2 separate regions of the Mus musculus genome follow, and region 1 is linked to region 2. The links are chromatin loops, found by intact Hi-C in ENCODE. Cell type or tissue: left cerebral cortex. All regions are shown on one strand. Each heading gives the region's core, and the rest is flanking DNA. Links, peaks and the distances in the headings are about the cores only.

Region 1 (7,998 bases), core at 1,730-6,729, 300 kb after region 2:
ATGTGAAAACTTGGTCTTTGAATAGAGATCTAGTTACTTAAGAAAGTGACGGATGCACATGTATGCACACAGATGTGGAGGCCAGACATTAACAGCTGATATCTTCTTCGCTCTCCTTTTTACCTTTGGGATAGACTGTCTCACTGAACACAGAACTCACCGATTCAGCTAGACTGGCAGGCCAGCTCCAGGAAACCTCCCAGCCTTCCCAGCCCTGGGATTAAAGACAGAAGCTGCTGCACAGGGTTCTATGTGGGTGGTAGGGATCTGAAAGAGGGTCCTCATGGTGGTGCAGCAGGCACCTCACCCACAAGCCTGCACTCACCCTTTCAAACTGTCCTTTCCCCTTAGTTTATGAAACAACTCACACTGAGACATTCAGGTTGTCTCTCCTATCTCCATCCTTGGAGCTGCCCTGGACCCAGAACCTTTCCAAATCTGGTTCTCCAAACACAGAGCAACAAACAGATACTAGGTTCTGAAGGATACAGCATCCTTCCAGTACATAAGTTACTCCAAGTCCATTTGCGGATGCTATATTTAGCCTTTAGATATTGTTCCTGGATCCAGACTCCACAAACAAGACTTCTATACTAACTATACTCTTCTGTTAGCTGGAATTACTTATTAGTAGTCAGCCACAACCCAGGTATGAAGTTCAGTTTCCTTAACACAGCAAACGAAGCCCATGAAAATCTAATTTAGCTAAGCCTATTATTGACACCAACATGAGCAGCAATCTCAATTCAAAATAATTCTCTCCATAGCCAGATCTTTGCCGTCTGTGATGGATTGAATGTGAACACTCCCAATGCTTGATCATCACTTGGTGGAACTATTTGGGAAGGATTAGGAAGTGTGGCCTTACTGGAAGAGGTGAGTCACTGGGGATGGGTGGGGCGGGCTTTGGGGTTTCAAAAGTCCATGTTATTCCCAGATGGCTTTCTTTCCTTGCCTCACACTTAAGCTCCAGTGTTCTGTCTGACTGCCTACTGTCATGCTCCCTGACTTGACAGCCACAGACTCATCCTATAGAAATGTAAGTCCCCGGCTAAATGATTTCTTTTATAAACTGCTTCGGCTGTCATGTCTCTTCACAGCAATAGAAAGGTAACTAAGACATCCTTCCACTCTTTGTCACGACAAACTAATCTATGAATAGCTAGAACTGGGCCATAAAATTTTTCTCTCCCAAGAATCTAAAACTTGGCAGGAAAGATCAGAGAGTAAGAGTCCTAACTCCAAAGTTGCACAATCAGCTGCAGTTTTATCCCCTAGGGAATTTTTGGAAATTCCTAGAAATACTAAACACCCCACACTGCACAGAGGAATCCTCTACAGCAAAGAACTGTCTAGTCTACTATCTGAAATTGACAGGCCTTGCTCTAAGATGAAGGCCCAGGGAAATTCAAAGAGTTTGCCTGTCTTCCACCTGTCTCAGGGTGTGTGGTCAGATCTTCCTCTGAATCTGTGACCCACCCAACAGCTTCAACTATATTTCCCTTTTTTACTTAAGTTGACACATTTCTATTGCCTGCAGACAAAATAACCATAGCCAGCAAAGCTATCGAGCTCCATCATTTGATACACATCTACATATTTGAAACCAGTTCCTCAGCCTTTCGGCTGCTGGCATCTGGGCCAGATGTGATTTCATATTAGAGGTCTGTGCTGGGTGTGCGTGATAGTGTTGGGCAGAATCCCCAGCCTCTACCTACCAGGTGACAACCTTCCAAGTCACAATAATCAAAACCATTGCCAAAGGAACAAAGTTCCAGTGGTTGACAACCATTGCTTCAAACAGGACAGAGACTCCACCCCATGAGGTACAGTCTACCAAGTGAACTCCTAATCTGCAGAAAAACCTGTGTATCATATACTATGTCCTGAGGCTAAGTGATGGGAGGCAAGTATTTGTGCTTGGATCTTTCATATCACTTTGCAGGTCCCAGCTTAATTAAATGTGTACCTTTTGTCCCTGCCTGTCTTCCGACTATCTCAGGTGTGTGGTCAGATCTTCAACAACTTCAACTACATTTTCCCTGCACATACACCTACACACATATGTACAGAGAGACACAGAGCAACAGATAAAAAGGTGTAATGGTGAAATGACAGGTAGTTCCTGCTCCATCTTCCTTTCTTATATATGAATGTTTTAAAGAACTTCTTATCCTCTTACGGGGTGCGGGGGCGGGGGGGGGGGGGGACGGATTCCCCTATAACCACCTTCAACACATACCCTGTGCTGACCTAAAAAAATCTGGGTAATTTCTTTCAAAGGCTTTTCATGTTTCATTTCCCCTAAAATATAACACTTCTAACCTCTTCCTGTCTCTCTTCACACACCCCAAAGTTGATTCAGATCAGTCAAGTCTACAAACTTCTCATTAAAGCAAGAGGCACTAAGGAAACAAACATTAGGCAAGAAACAGAGATGTTTCTTATAAGATGACTTATAATACTCAAACCAAGCAGCGCTTACTTAAAGCATAAAGCATATGTCAGTCTCTTATAAAACAGTTCCTCTTCCTCACTGGTCCAATATGCCAACGTCCAAAGTCCTGGCCAGCCTCCAGAATTGCCAGTTTCAATCTTAAGATCTCAACTTTCACTCAGTGTGACCATTCTATTTTTCTAGACAGACTTCTTCCTGGAAGAGTCCCTGCAGGAGAGCCTGGAAGAACTTGGGCATTTTCCTAATGTTTCCTCTCTCTGATGGTACAGGTTCCAACGCCCTCCCCCAGAGGATTCCACCATTCCAGGCTGGCCTCAGGCTCTACTGCCAAGGACAATCTAAATCTGACAGCTTCCAACTCCCAAGCGCTGAGACTACAGGAATCTGTCACCACACCCGCTTTATAAGGTATATAAGGTGTTAGGCACTGAACTCAGGGCAGCTTTCATGCTAGGCCAGCACTCTAACCCAGCCTGGGAAACTGAGTTCCAACTCACACATGGTGTGGTAGGTGAGCACCAGTTATCCTCAGATGTTCCATACATAGACTGGATCAGGCACATATGTGCACACTTGGATGTATACAGTAAATAAATAAAAATATAATAATCTTTAAAAAAAACTACAAATGGTTTCTCCATTTAAAAAGAAAGAAAATGCTATGTTTTAGAAACTTTCTGATTTAAAATGAAATGCTCATTACTATTTACCACACAGGTGTAAGAAATCAGGAAGATTATAATGTAATCCTAAGGGCTTAACTCTAAGTATGTGGGAGTTATCTATGTGGCAGAGTAAGCCATTACACGCCTGCTCTTAAGAGGTCTTCCCAAATGGACTTATACAAGAGAATTAAAGGATAATGCCCTAAGGCACTTATCGACTGAATTAGATTTTCTTTTGGGCATACAGAGTGGTACAGTATCATTATCCCTGGGAGAGAAAAGGGCAATAAAATCAGTGTCTATGGATCTGAATTTTCTTATGGCTCTTGAAATAGGCAAGGGCGAAGTGTATCTCATGAGTCAGACTCACCCTAAGTAATAAACATTATTCAAAATAAGATGACTCAGTATTGCACTATCTATATAATTAAAAAAAATCCAACAAAGCATGGTAGCACAGACCTGTAATCTCAGCACTCAGGAAGGTGAGGCAGGATGACACTGAACTTGAGGGTAGCCTGAGATTTATTTTCAGGACAGCCTGAGCTACTTAACCTGTTTAAATACACACACACACACACACACACACACACTCACTCTCTCTCTCTCTCTCTAATTAGTGATACTAAGAACCAAACACACGGTCACAAACTTTGCTATAGTTTGATACTTTATGTATACATACTGTGTGTATTAAATTTTATTCAATATAAAGATATAATGTCAGGAAAATATCTGCTGAATCATAGTATTGTTTTGTTCAATATGTTCTCAACTGTAATATATATATATGTATTACACACACACACACACATATCCAGAAAATGAAGACATGTTTACTATACAAGTCTATCATTAAACCTGAGAACGTTCCTTTAATCAGTTAAAAGCATTCATTAACTTACAAATAACAGAGGAGAGAAAGAGATCCTAACCAAGAGCTTTTAATTCTCTGTCACCAACTTGGAACAGGGTCCTACATTTAGCCTGTTTCTTGAGACAAATATGGAGAAGCCAAGAGCAGTAACAAACTGCCAGTTTACTGAGTCATGTTTCTGACTAAAACTGTGTTATGAAATGGAAAGAGTGACACGTCTGGGGTTTAAACACCAGGGACGTTAACTCCCTGAACTCAAGGGTCGCGGAACAAAATCGGAAAACTCTGCAGCAAGAACGAACGCGATGCGGGACTGAAAACGACTTCCACGGAGAACTGGCCGAAGCGGAGAAGTCCTGCTTAATTTCCCCTAAAACAAATCCGAACTGTGCAAACAAGCACACCCTCCCGTGCAGCGGAGCGGGGACGCCAGGTAGGGGGCACCGAGAACAATCCCAAGGTTAACGTTTCACTGGCACACACACACCCCAGTCCTCGGCTAACGGAGCCGCTCGGCTCCGAGCCCCGGGAGCTTCCGAGCCGGACCGGGTCCCAGCCCAACCCCATCCACCCAGCACCTGAGTGACGCCGGGGACGTCACCAGCCTCGGCGCAGGAGCGGCCCCCGGCGGAGGAGGAGACCCCGGCCCGCCGAGCCCCGCCGCCCTCCGCGTGACTCCGGAGGCCGGTCGGGGGCGCCAGCGGCACCGGCAGAGCCCGAACCTGCGACCTGGACCCGAGAACCGGCGGCCAGCGGACGGGACCGGCCCCGAGCGCTCGCTGACCTGGAGAGGTGCTTCAGGATCTGTTTCTTGATGATCCCAGCCATGGTGCCCGCCGGGCTGGAGCGCCGCTCTCTTGTCGCTCCTCACAGCCTCCTCACTTCGCGGCAGTCTTCTTTCGGTCCCGCCTCACCGGCCCGGAGGAGAAGCGCCGGAGAGATCACTCTCAGAAGAGACTCGAGGGCCTGGCCGAGGCCACAGCCGCCGCAGCCGCCGCCGAGAGCCCGAAGCATGACGCTCAGGCCGCCGCGGCCGCCGCCAGCGCCATCTTGGCTGCAGCATCACCTAAGAGACCGGGGGCGGGGAGAGGAGTCGGGGGGGCGGAGCGAGCTCGAGGTGGGCGGGACCTGTGGGAGTTCCGGGAATCTTCAGCCCTGCCTACTTCGGACTCCCACTAGGTCCTCCGCTGCCCTTTCCTAGTTGGTACTTGGGCTTTCATCTTTTCTTCATCCCTTTCATCTTGTCTGTGCCTCTCTCGCTGACATCCTAGTCTTGCTTCTTCATTTCCTCCGAACTCAACTTTCTGCTCTACAAGTAGCTCTGTTTATGTTATTCTTTTGGCCATTTCAGCTTTTTAATCTCAGTTTCTTTTACCAAGATCCTTCCCTTAGACTAACGGCTGTAATTTAATGTTTCCATTCGTTGGTCTAACCTTAAAGGAAGTAAAATTGACAGCATGTCATATTTAACCGAATATACCTAAAGACCTAGAAGTTAGAAAGTCTAGAGCCAGTGAGATGGCTCTCAGCCAGCAAGAGTACTTGTCAAGCAAGCTTGATGATCTGAACTTGATGACCAAACCACCATGAAGGAAAGAACTGCCCTTGAAAGTTATCCTCTGGACACACACACACATAGACACACTTAGTAGAAATTTTGAAATGGAATGCCCAAAATGAAGTCCTGGTTCTAATATTTTCTAGCTATGTTAACTTGGAAAGATTGTTTTCAGCTTTAGTTTCACTTCATGTATGAATGTGACTTTGGTCACACAAGGGGACGTCAGAGAACAGCCCTGGGTGTAGTGCCTCACTTTCTTCTATCTCTTCCTCAACAGCTACTTGTGTACTCCAGGTTACCTGGTTCCTAGGATCCTCTTGTTGGTCTCTTGTTGCCTCTCCCATATTGCCTAAAGAGTGCTGGGATTACAGACTTCTGGCTTCATGTGAATTCTGGAGACTCAAGTTCAAGTCCTGATGATTGAATGGCAAGTGTATTGTCTGCTAAGCCAGCTCTCTCAGCCGTTAACCTCACTTTTAATCATCTTTAAAATATAGTGTCTGCCCTTAGGGATGGTTTGGTAGGGGCCCTAGTAGGTACTGTTGGTGTGTCTGGGCCATATTGTCTGGCCACCTGTTGTAGAAGCAGGTTTTGAAAAAGATATAAATCACTAAAATATTTCATAAACAGGTGGGAGAGAGAGACAGTGTAGCCATTTGAGGTGGGAAGAAGCAGCATTAGAGTTCACAATGCTTGAAGCATGCCAGGGTAACAAGAATCTGCTAACACAAATACTGTGCAAGGATGAAAGCAATCTGAGCTGTTTGAAGGGAACCAAGCTGGGTGTAGTGACACATGGGTCTGTAATGTCAGCCCTTCGGGGACAGAGGCAGGAGGAGTGCTACAAGTCTGAGGTCACCATGATCTACTTAGCAACACCTTCTCTTGAAAAAATAAAAAAATAAAAATAACTACAAAGCCAAGATTTTATTACTTGGACATAGGATCCATAACAACTCATAAAAATGCCTGTCTTGGGACTGACTCCTACTTGGAAGCTGGCATGACAGTGATGGGTTGTACTTCAGAGCCTTACTAGACTAGCGAAGGCCGCCTGCAGCCAGCCAGGTCTTGTCCCTAGCTGGGTGACTCATTCCCAGTCTCTGCCCAGAACCCTGCTCCTCTCCGTCTCTGAGCTTCAGTAAGATAACATCCCTTGTCCCCAGTCTCTGATTCAGTAAGATAACATCCCTTATCCCCCGGCCCAACCCTTTTCTTCAGTTGACCTGAAGTTTCTTCTCTTAGAAATGATTAGGTGGAAATCAGCTGTATTTGCAGAGGAATAAATGTTAAAAGTAACATTTGATTGACAAACCAAACATAGGGTGTGGGGAGGGGCAAAGAAAGGCTAGCCAAACCTCCTGCTTCGCCCTGATTATGAACTATTAGGACAAACAAACATAGAGCAACAGAACACAAGGAAGTTCTTGAGGCTCGGACAGCCTCTGAGCACAGTACAGACTGGATAGTCTAGTGTACTTCAAACTGCCAACACCCACAGACACCTTTCTTCTGCCCTGGACTTCCTACAGAGTCATAATAACTCTAATACAGCAGCTCCCTGCCTTCATCATTTTAGCATAGGGGCTGGAGAGATGGCTCAGTGGTTAAGAGCACTGGCTCTTCTTCTACAGGAAGTGGGTTCAAATCCCAGCATCCACATGGTGACTCATACCTGTTTGTAACTCCAAGATCTGACACCCTCACACAGACATACATGCAGGCAAAACACCAATACACATTGTCTTAGTTAGGGTTTTACTGCTGTGAACAGACACCATGACCAAGGCAAGTCTTATAAAACACAACATTTAATTGGGGCTGGCTTACAGGTTCAGAGGTTCAATCCATTATCATCAAGGTGGGAGCATGGCAGCATCCAGGCTGTCATGGCACAGGCAGAGCTGAGAGTTCTATCTCTTCATCCAAAGTCTGCTAGTCTTCCCAGGCAACTAGGGTGAGGGTCTTAAGCCCACACCCACAGTGATACACCCATTCCAACAAGGCCACACCTCCAAATGGTGCTACTCCCTAGTCCAAGAATATACAAACCATGACACACATAAAAGTAAATTTTTAAAAATTTTAGTTTATATGTACTCATAGTACACACGAGTGTATGCAAAAGTTAGGGAAAAATTGGTGCAATTAATCTTTAGCATTTTAACTTTTTTGAGCCCTTTGATTATAAAACCATATATCCAAAAGGACACTTATATACCATTTATTTACTGGTTAGTTGAGATATATTAATTTGTATGAACATATAACCCACATGTCAAATCTAACTTGGCTATGGTATGCAAACTTAATTTTAAAGTTTAAAATGAGCCAAGCAGTGGTTGTGTGTGTCTTTAATCCCAGTACTATGGAGGCAGAGGAAAACAGAGCTCTGAGTTTGAGGCAAGTCTGGTCTCCAGAGCGAACTCCAACGTAG
Region 2 (7,998 bases), core at 1,013-6,012:
CACTGAATAACTGAACAGTGGGTTTTCGGTTACGCAGTCATCCCGTGGTGTGTAAGGGTAGCATCAAGTTAGAGCTTGTGCTTTAAGCCTTGCCGTGTTTCCCAAAGCCTGTGGAACGGTAGAATCACCTCCCACGAGCAGCTAAGACTCACTTGACAGCTCACATTCTGCCAGTGCTCTAGCATCACCTGTAGAGCTGCTTTGGTCCCACTGAAGACAGTGATGGGAAGTGACATGTAGCTCAGGTTTTGAACCAAGTAGCCCAGACCCAATGTCTGAACTACTACCACATAGGACCTTCCAACATAGCAGTGGTACCTATTAAACACTCACCAAACAACTACAATTTTTTTACAAGCATTTCCTTATTAACTTTTACAGAAATCTTACATGTTTGGTATTAACATCTTTACTTCATGGGTAGGGAAGTTAAAATAAAAATTAAAAAAAAAAAGTCACACTACATCTAAGAAGATAAGGACCTTTTGGTACCTGACAAAACCTAAAGCCTAAGTTCTCGCTGCCTCCATCTGCCACTACGCTGACAAAGAAGCTCTGAAAGTATCTTCAAGTCTTCCAGAGATTTCACCCAAAGCTCACTGAACTAGGAGGAGCTGCCTCTTAGATATGGTAGCCCCTACTGAAACAAAAAGGAAAAAGACAATTTAAACTCAAGCACATCTTTACCTTGCAGGACAAACAAGCAAACAAACAAACCCCAAAACCAAAGTAAAACAAACAAAAAAAAGAAGGCCTGTGTTGGATCAAAGGAAAACACAAACCAGTACATTAAGCAGCTAGAAGAAAGATTTGAGAACCTAAAGAAGAGCCAAGGGGTGAGATGGCGTGCATGAGGAAGGGCTTCTTATTTTGTGTGTCTAGTATCAGTGCAGGACAATGGGAAGTTAAAAACAAACAAGCAAGCAAGCCCACTCTTTAAAGACAGTGGATGAAAGTTGGGGTCAGACAGGCAGGAGGGAATCCACCTGAAGATGTTTCTTGCATTGTTTGTACAAGAATTAACCTTGTGCTTCATTTAGATGTTTAATTAGATGTTTTACTTTCATTTCTGTCCCTGTTCATAAAGACCGACTACATATAGTCTCAGACTCCCTACTTTGTTAAATTTGAATGTTCTCCAAGCTTCATCAGAAGCCCAGGCTTATTACTCTAACACATAAAAAAAATGACATAAAAATATGCTCCCTGGCCAGTCCAATTTCCCCTTGGTCTAAAAAGGGCTAAATCCCATTTTTCAAACTGTAATATCTCTCTGAGAAAGAGAAAGGCCAATTATGAAGTAATGAGCCCTCAAAGATCTCTCTACTTTTCCACAGCCCTTAGCCTAGAGAATAGGAGGAAAATTGTAAGTCCTTCTAATAATACCAAATTAGTGCTGTTCAAATCTCAGGAGAAATTATCTCCATCATTAAAGACCTACTTAGGAGACAATGTTCACAGGTTTTTCATCCGCAATCAACACATGCTTGGGCTTTTATCAGCGGAGACCACACAACTGCAGTGTCTTTAAAAAGGCAAGATTACATATTTGTGTCAGGCTCGATAACGGTCCAAGAAAGAAACATGTAATTTTAAATGGGTAGACTATGAAGGTGTATTGATTAACAATCGCTAGTACATCTAGAGAAAACAGTCTTTGAAGGTTCTGAATTCTTCATTTTTAACCAAATAAGTAGCCTCTGACTACTACTACACCACTTACAGACAATGGATAACAGAAGGAAAACAGCTGACAAGCCCCATTTATCAAAAGACTTGAGTTCAAATACCAAAGACAACGTCCTTTGGAGACAAGGATTTTTGCCCCAGTAGTATATTAAAGAGAAAAATAAGGCCAGGGTAAGGGGGGGGTAAGATGGATGTACACAGAACACACAAAACATGCAAAGAACTAAAAATAATGCCATTCTTTCTTCATTGTTTCCACGTAGTACCAGAGTTTACCTTTCTTGTATTTATTTCTTTGTTCATCGTTTGCGACCAACTTCATATATGAGCAATGTACCCACCTACCCACACCCACCCTTCCCTCCCTGCTTTCCACTTCTCCCTGGCTGCCCCTCCCTACCAAATCCATTACCCCATTTAGCATTCCCTGTGTATTCCTGTGTCCATGTCCTTCCATGTTTTCTGCCATGATCCTCCTCTGCACCGAGGCTTTTGTACAGAATGGGATGGGGAACGGGATCCACCTGGAAGCCTTAGCACAGCCCTCATTCACAACTCACTAGATTCCTGAATGGTCGTTATCTTTATGTAAGAACGCTGTCCTCTCTATGACCACAAGGTGTGGTTCATATGCCAAAAGATATCAGGCAGGGTTTAAAAAAAAAATTAAAACACAAGACTGACCAAATTCTTTTCTAAAATGGACTCTGTACTATTTTTTATCTGGAAGTTTTATAAGCTCGGTAGGAAACCTGAGTTGATGTTACAGCATAAAAAAAACATGTTCTGCTAACTGGTGATATTAACGCTTATCGTATGTACCAACCAGTAATATCGAAATGGACAATCTCTGTTCCTTATGCTCAGCAAAGGTCTGAAATGTTAAATGGAAACTTCCAGAGCTACTTTGTAAGTTTTGAATCATGGGCTAATCTGAGCATGAGGAGGTCTTGAGCTGTTCCACTCCGTGTCTCTCCTGGCGGGAACACTTAATGATCATCTCATGTATCAGATCCAAGGTGCTACAGCAGAGCTTGCCTTTACACAATCCTTATGTCACTGAATGACCCAGAACACAAAAGGGATGCCCCAAACAAAAACGGTGGAGTGAGACACAGAAGGACAAACAGTCCCTGACACTACGCAGCAACACAGCAAATGTATGGTTAAAGCAGTAAATGGGATGTTATTTTAAAAAGAAGTCTGGGGCTGGAGCGATGGCTCAGTGATGAAGGGCACTCAGCTCTTCTGGAGTTTCTGAGTTCAATTCCCAGCAACCACATGGTGGCTCCTAATCATCTATCCTGGGATCTGATGCCCTCTTCTGGCATGCAGGCATACATGCATGCAAAATACTGTATACGTAATAAATAAACAAATCTTTTTTAAAAAAGAAGTCTGTTGACGATTCATAAACCGTGATATAAACATTGGCACTTTTCCCAAGTAACAATGAAGGCATTTTGAAGTGAAATTGCTTACAAATGCTTTCCCCAAAAAAATCTGAAGAGATGCATGGGAATATTAGGACAGAGGTTTCTACCTGGGGTACTGGACACCTGATGAGGGGACAACCATATATGAAGTCAAAGATCCTCTTCAGAAACAGTGGAACACTGACCAAAAGGCATAATTTCAATGCCATGCATGACTACGTAATTGGCTAAGGACCTTTTTAAACATTGATTCCATGTCTTAACAGATGCATCCATGTCTTAACAGAAGAAGATGGACATATTCTTCTTCTCTAAGGTCATGGCTTCATCCAGACAGCAGCCATAATAATCCCTACTTTACCAGGCTGTGATAGGAATCAGTAAGATAATGTTGATGCCGTGGCTTGCCTGTCACAGGAAACTGTAAGTAACAGGGTCTAGGAAGGCAGCATTAGTGTGTAAGACCCTGTACTCAGAGTTCAAGTCTCAGTTCGGGTCACCCAGAAGCATGCGACCCTAACCAATTTACTTAGCTTAACTGAACTCTGTTTTTCAGCTATAAAATAGGAAAGGTAATTTCACTTCCAATTATTAAGTAACATCGGGAATTAAGGAACACTGTGCAGGTGGAAGTACTTAGAACAATGACTGATTTCCCATAGTCATCATTAATGTTGATTTTCATTCCTCCTGCTACTGTTTAAATACATAAAAGTTTCTAATTAGATAAAAACATTTCTGTACCATTGTGGGGAGGGGGAGGGGAGAGCTAAAATTCAAGTTACTGCTATAAGAATAAAGTCTGCACTTCTGACTCTCTCAGGGGTATTGGTCTAAAATGGAAGGACAAATTTAGGATGAAAAGTCTTGAGATGGCACTGGAGGACAGCTCAATTGCTAGCTGCTGAGATGCTATGATGCTAAGGGCTAGGTGCTAAGATGCTAAGATGCTAAAGGTTAGATGCTAAGCCCCAGCCTCTCAACCCACATTAAAAAACAAAAAACAAACAAACAAACAAACAAACAAAAAACCAGGCATGATGGTACAGGCTTGTATTCTTAGTGCCGAGGGAGATCATCAGCCAGCCCGAAACTCTCATCAGTGAGCTCAGTTCCCAAACAAAGCAGGCGGTGGCTGAGGACTAACAGCTGCCTCAGGTTCTGCATGCACATTCATACAACTACATGTGCACTAGTGCACGCGCGCGCACACACACACACACACACACACACACACTGGTCTATACATTCTCACGCACATGCATGCACAGGCACAGACAGACACCACTACCACCAAAGCAGTCTTAAGAAGTGTTCAACTTGTTGACAACCAAACCACAGCACATGGTAATGGAAATGAAAAAGAGAATTTCTACTTCCAGTCTTCTTAAAAGGAATTTGTTCATAATTTGATTAATCTTCAATATTACCAAAAACAAGTGTTTCACACAAATACCAAGACACCATTTAAGACTTTCAGCTTTCAAATATAAATGTACACTGTATGTTTCTTATTTTAGTGTCATTTAAAAAACATCTTGTTTATGTAAATCAACAACCTTTTCTTTAACCTTGGGTTGTTTTTTCCACGTTGTTATTTCAGGTTGGCTGTGTGCCATGCTGACAATTTTAAGAATAACCACCAGATGGCTCATCCTGTAAATGCTGTAAGATCTGGTATCTCAGGAACAGAATAAAATTCTCACAAATTTCCTTTTAGCATGATATGATGATAAAGATAGCCATTTATCTGTCACTTTTAAAAATACTTGAATGCGTCCTGATTTGGAAAAATCTACATTTCTGCAACTATACAAACACAAAACTTTATTGTCATAAAAATTAATGAGATACTTTTCTGACAAATAAAATGCTCTTTGCTGATTGGCCTTTTCAACATTTCATTTGGGTGAATTTTTTTTTCTTTTACATTTGTTGTTTAAAGCTAGGGTTTCTTTTTATTCTTATTTACTCTTTATTTCAGGCAAAGGTCTGTGAAATCTATAGCTATTTGAACACTGTGGTAATTGCCCTTTAATTAGAAACTCTTGCCCTTCAGTGATCTATTTACATTGGTATTGGACAGCAGCCAACTGCAGCTGATACTATGGCTATAATTCAATTGCCGGACTGCACGCTGGTTTTCAAATATAGTTTTACAAAATGGGAACAGTAGGGGGCATTCGGAGCTCAAGGTGTCTGTTACACTGTATCACGAGGCCATATTTCCCTCTCTAAAAATGCACTCTTGTCTGTTCTAGTGCTCAGAACTGAATTCCTTTCTAAATCCGTTCACTGTTTGTAATACAGATATTATGTTCTTGTTACCATTCTGACTCTAGATAGCTAACATTATAATTCTCTGTGGTGCTCGGCTCACTCTACACATCTCTGTCTCACATGTGCATGTTTAGAAGAAAGTTTGAGACTAGAGAGACTAGAAACTGTGCACAGTGTATTTTACATCTCCCCCCACAAAAAAGTGTGTTAACTATGAAAATGCTATATAGATGGAAAACATGCAAATGATCGCTATAAACTTTACTTTAGCATTCATAATTTTATTAAAGGAACAATAATTCTCATACTAACATAGATATCATTCCATCTTTAAATATTCAATAGACTTAAAATGAATGTTCTATAAGGCAGGCAAAAATTTTACAATTACTTCCTATATGTGGGATTTTTTCTTTTTAACAGAAGATCTTTATACCAAATGTGCCTGTGCATGATACCAAAACCCACAGAGCCTGTGCATCATACCCAAATCCAAAGAACTGTGCATATTTCTCCTTTAGGAAATTCAGCAGTAGAATGATATTTTGGCAGAGTAAAGATAAAAGCGATCAGTTTTTCAATGTGGCTTTGCCTTTGCAAAACTTGAGAGTAAAATACAGCATGAGCAAGCATTCGGCGGGTGCACCTGTTCATTGACTCGGGAATGGGAAGGTCCGTGATGGATGAGGATCTTCACAATCTCCACGTCTCCTTTCCAGGCAGCCAGGTGAATGGGGAAGTAACCCTTGTTGTCTGCTACATTGGTGGATGCCTCGTACTGCAGCAGTTTGAGAACTATGTCCCTGAGGAAGAAGTAAACGAAAGGAAAGAAACAACAGAAAAGAAAACAGGCTGAACAACACAGACTTTATTAGACAGCTAGGGTCGTTTATTAGAGACTAGCTGGCATTTAAAACAGTCATTTGAGGCACTACAATTTAAAATTGGGATTAAGATCATTTTACTTAGAAAATACTCAAAGCCCTCCCAAGATACATGCAGGCATGCACACACACACACACACACACACACACACACTCATACACACATGCACAAATGGTTGTGTATATACCCAGATCATTAACTAACCAATAAAATTACTTAATAGAATGCATTTGGTACATATATACAATTTCGTTATAGCAATCAAAAGTTACATCATCAACTTGTTATGTTTCATGATAACGCGTGTCTGAAAGTTAACCTGAAGTAAAAGCTGACGCTATAAGCAAACTCCCTGGTTCCAGAAACTAAAGTTATCAAGTGCCAAGGTTAATTTAGGTGTTTTCTATATCACCTCTAGAGAGAACTAGGCTGAAGGAATTAAGATGTATACAAAAGAGAAATTTAGGTACGTGGGTAAGGGAGCTAATGATTATAGTACTAGATTACTATTAAAAGCCAGAATTTGGTAGCTGTACAGCAACAGCACATAACATGATTGAATATACGATCCATCCTGTCTTCCTCTTTCTCCCCGGAGCCCAGGAAGTGGTCCCCAGAATGAAATTCATCTAAGAGAGAATTTCCATCTCTGCTATAATCCCCAGTACAGCTCCCATGCTACCCGCAGACTTCTATATTTAAACCCCACCAGACTTCCAGAGTGGAAACCTTCATTGAATTAACCTCAAGAAGGGCTGGATAATAATTATTACTAAATATTATACTGAGCTTCCTATAAAATAATACAAAAATGTGATTCTGAACAATAGTCACATTTTCACTTGGCTGCACAGAGACACAGATTTTAATAATCCTTCCATGAAACTCCAGACATACACATGTGTAAAGGCAGGCAAAAAAATACTTCTGAATATTACAATTATAAACTAAAGTCAATCCTTAGGGTTAAAAAATTACCAATAGAAAGAATGAATATAAGAGAAAGATCTAAATTTAATTTTTTTCATGAGGTTAAACTAAGACTGGTAAAGAAGAAAAACTAAGTGGCCAACTAAAAATAATGAGGTTAGAATCCTAATACCTCAGAAGAAACAGATACAATGCAAAATAACAGTAAATGGTTAAATCCACTGCCCCAAATGTAGCCTATCGACCAGATACAGTTGCAACATACATGAAATTGTGATTAAGAGAAAAAGAAAAACAGAGACTATGTTATAAATATGCTTATGCATTCTCAGAAACTTTCATCTTCTAATAAGATTTCTGAGAAAATAAGACATGAATAATATCTCTTTCAAGAGCTGGTTGTACTTTTGTAAGTGTGTGTGTGTGTGTGTGTGTGTGTGTGTGTGTGCGTGTGTGCGTGTGCACCCATGAGCGTTAGAGTGTGCATGAGGATATGTGGAGTGATCGTGGAGGCCAGAATAAATCACAGCCCTGGAGCTGCAGCTACAGGTAGTAGTTATCAGCGGCCCAATGTGGGTGCTAGGAACTGAACTCAGGTCCTCTGGAAGTGCTCTTAGCTGCACCTATGCTAAGCCATCTCTCCAGTCCTATAAATTATATCCTAACATGTCTTTTAAAAAGTTATTATTTAACAAGATCTGAATTTAGAAGGCTGGGGGTTGACTTAGCTATGCCAACTAACTACCTAACTTTTCATTTCAATACTATTTTCTTTTCC

Evidence for each region. Hi-C counts contacts between places; a loop is a spot of excess contacts. Peaks named below come from ENCODE experiments on the same cell type or tissue, not always from the same donor. Only the 100,000 strongest peaks of a DNase experiment are listed, where the experiment ranks them.
Region 1: a loop joins it to region 2, with 4 times the contacts of the local background. A loop is called at or near these places in 6 of 42 quality-filtered maps.

The regions. Positions count from the first base shown.
Region 1 is chr10:89,742,075-89,750,072 of GRCm38, reverse strand. Uhrf1bp1l (UHRF1 (ICBP90) binding protein 1-like) reads right to left here and starts at 5,082. Exons shown (of 21, transcript NM_029166.2): 1 at 4,785-5,082. The coding sequence starts at 4,828. In left cerebral cortex, for the core only: a CTCF peak has its summit at 4,707 (motif pointing right); DNase peaks (open chromatin) are centred at 4,232, 4,627 and 5,093; H3K4me3 peaks cover 2,111 bases; H3K27ac peaks cover 1,200 bases.
Region 2 is chr10:90,040,756-90,048,753 of GRCm38, reverse strand. Anks1b (ankyrin repeat and sterile alpha motif domain containing 1B) reads right to left here. Exons shown (of 27, transcript NM_001359241.1): 3 at 6,052-6,208. Among named protein-coding and RNA genes, the nearest start is that of Anks1b, 170 kb to the right of the region's middle. In left cerebral cortex, for the core only: CTCF peaks have their summits at 3,009 (motif pointing left), 4,757 (motif pointing right) and 5,309 (motif pointing right); DNase peaks (open chromatin) are centred at 4,751 and 5,319.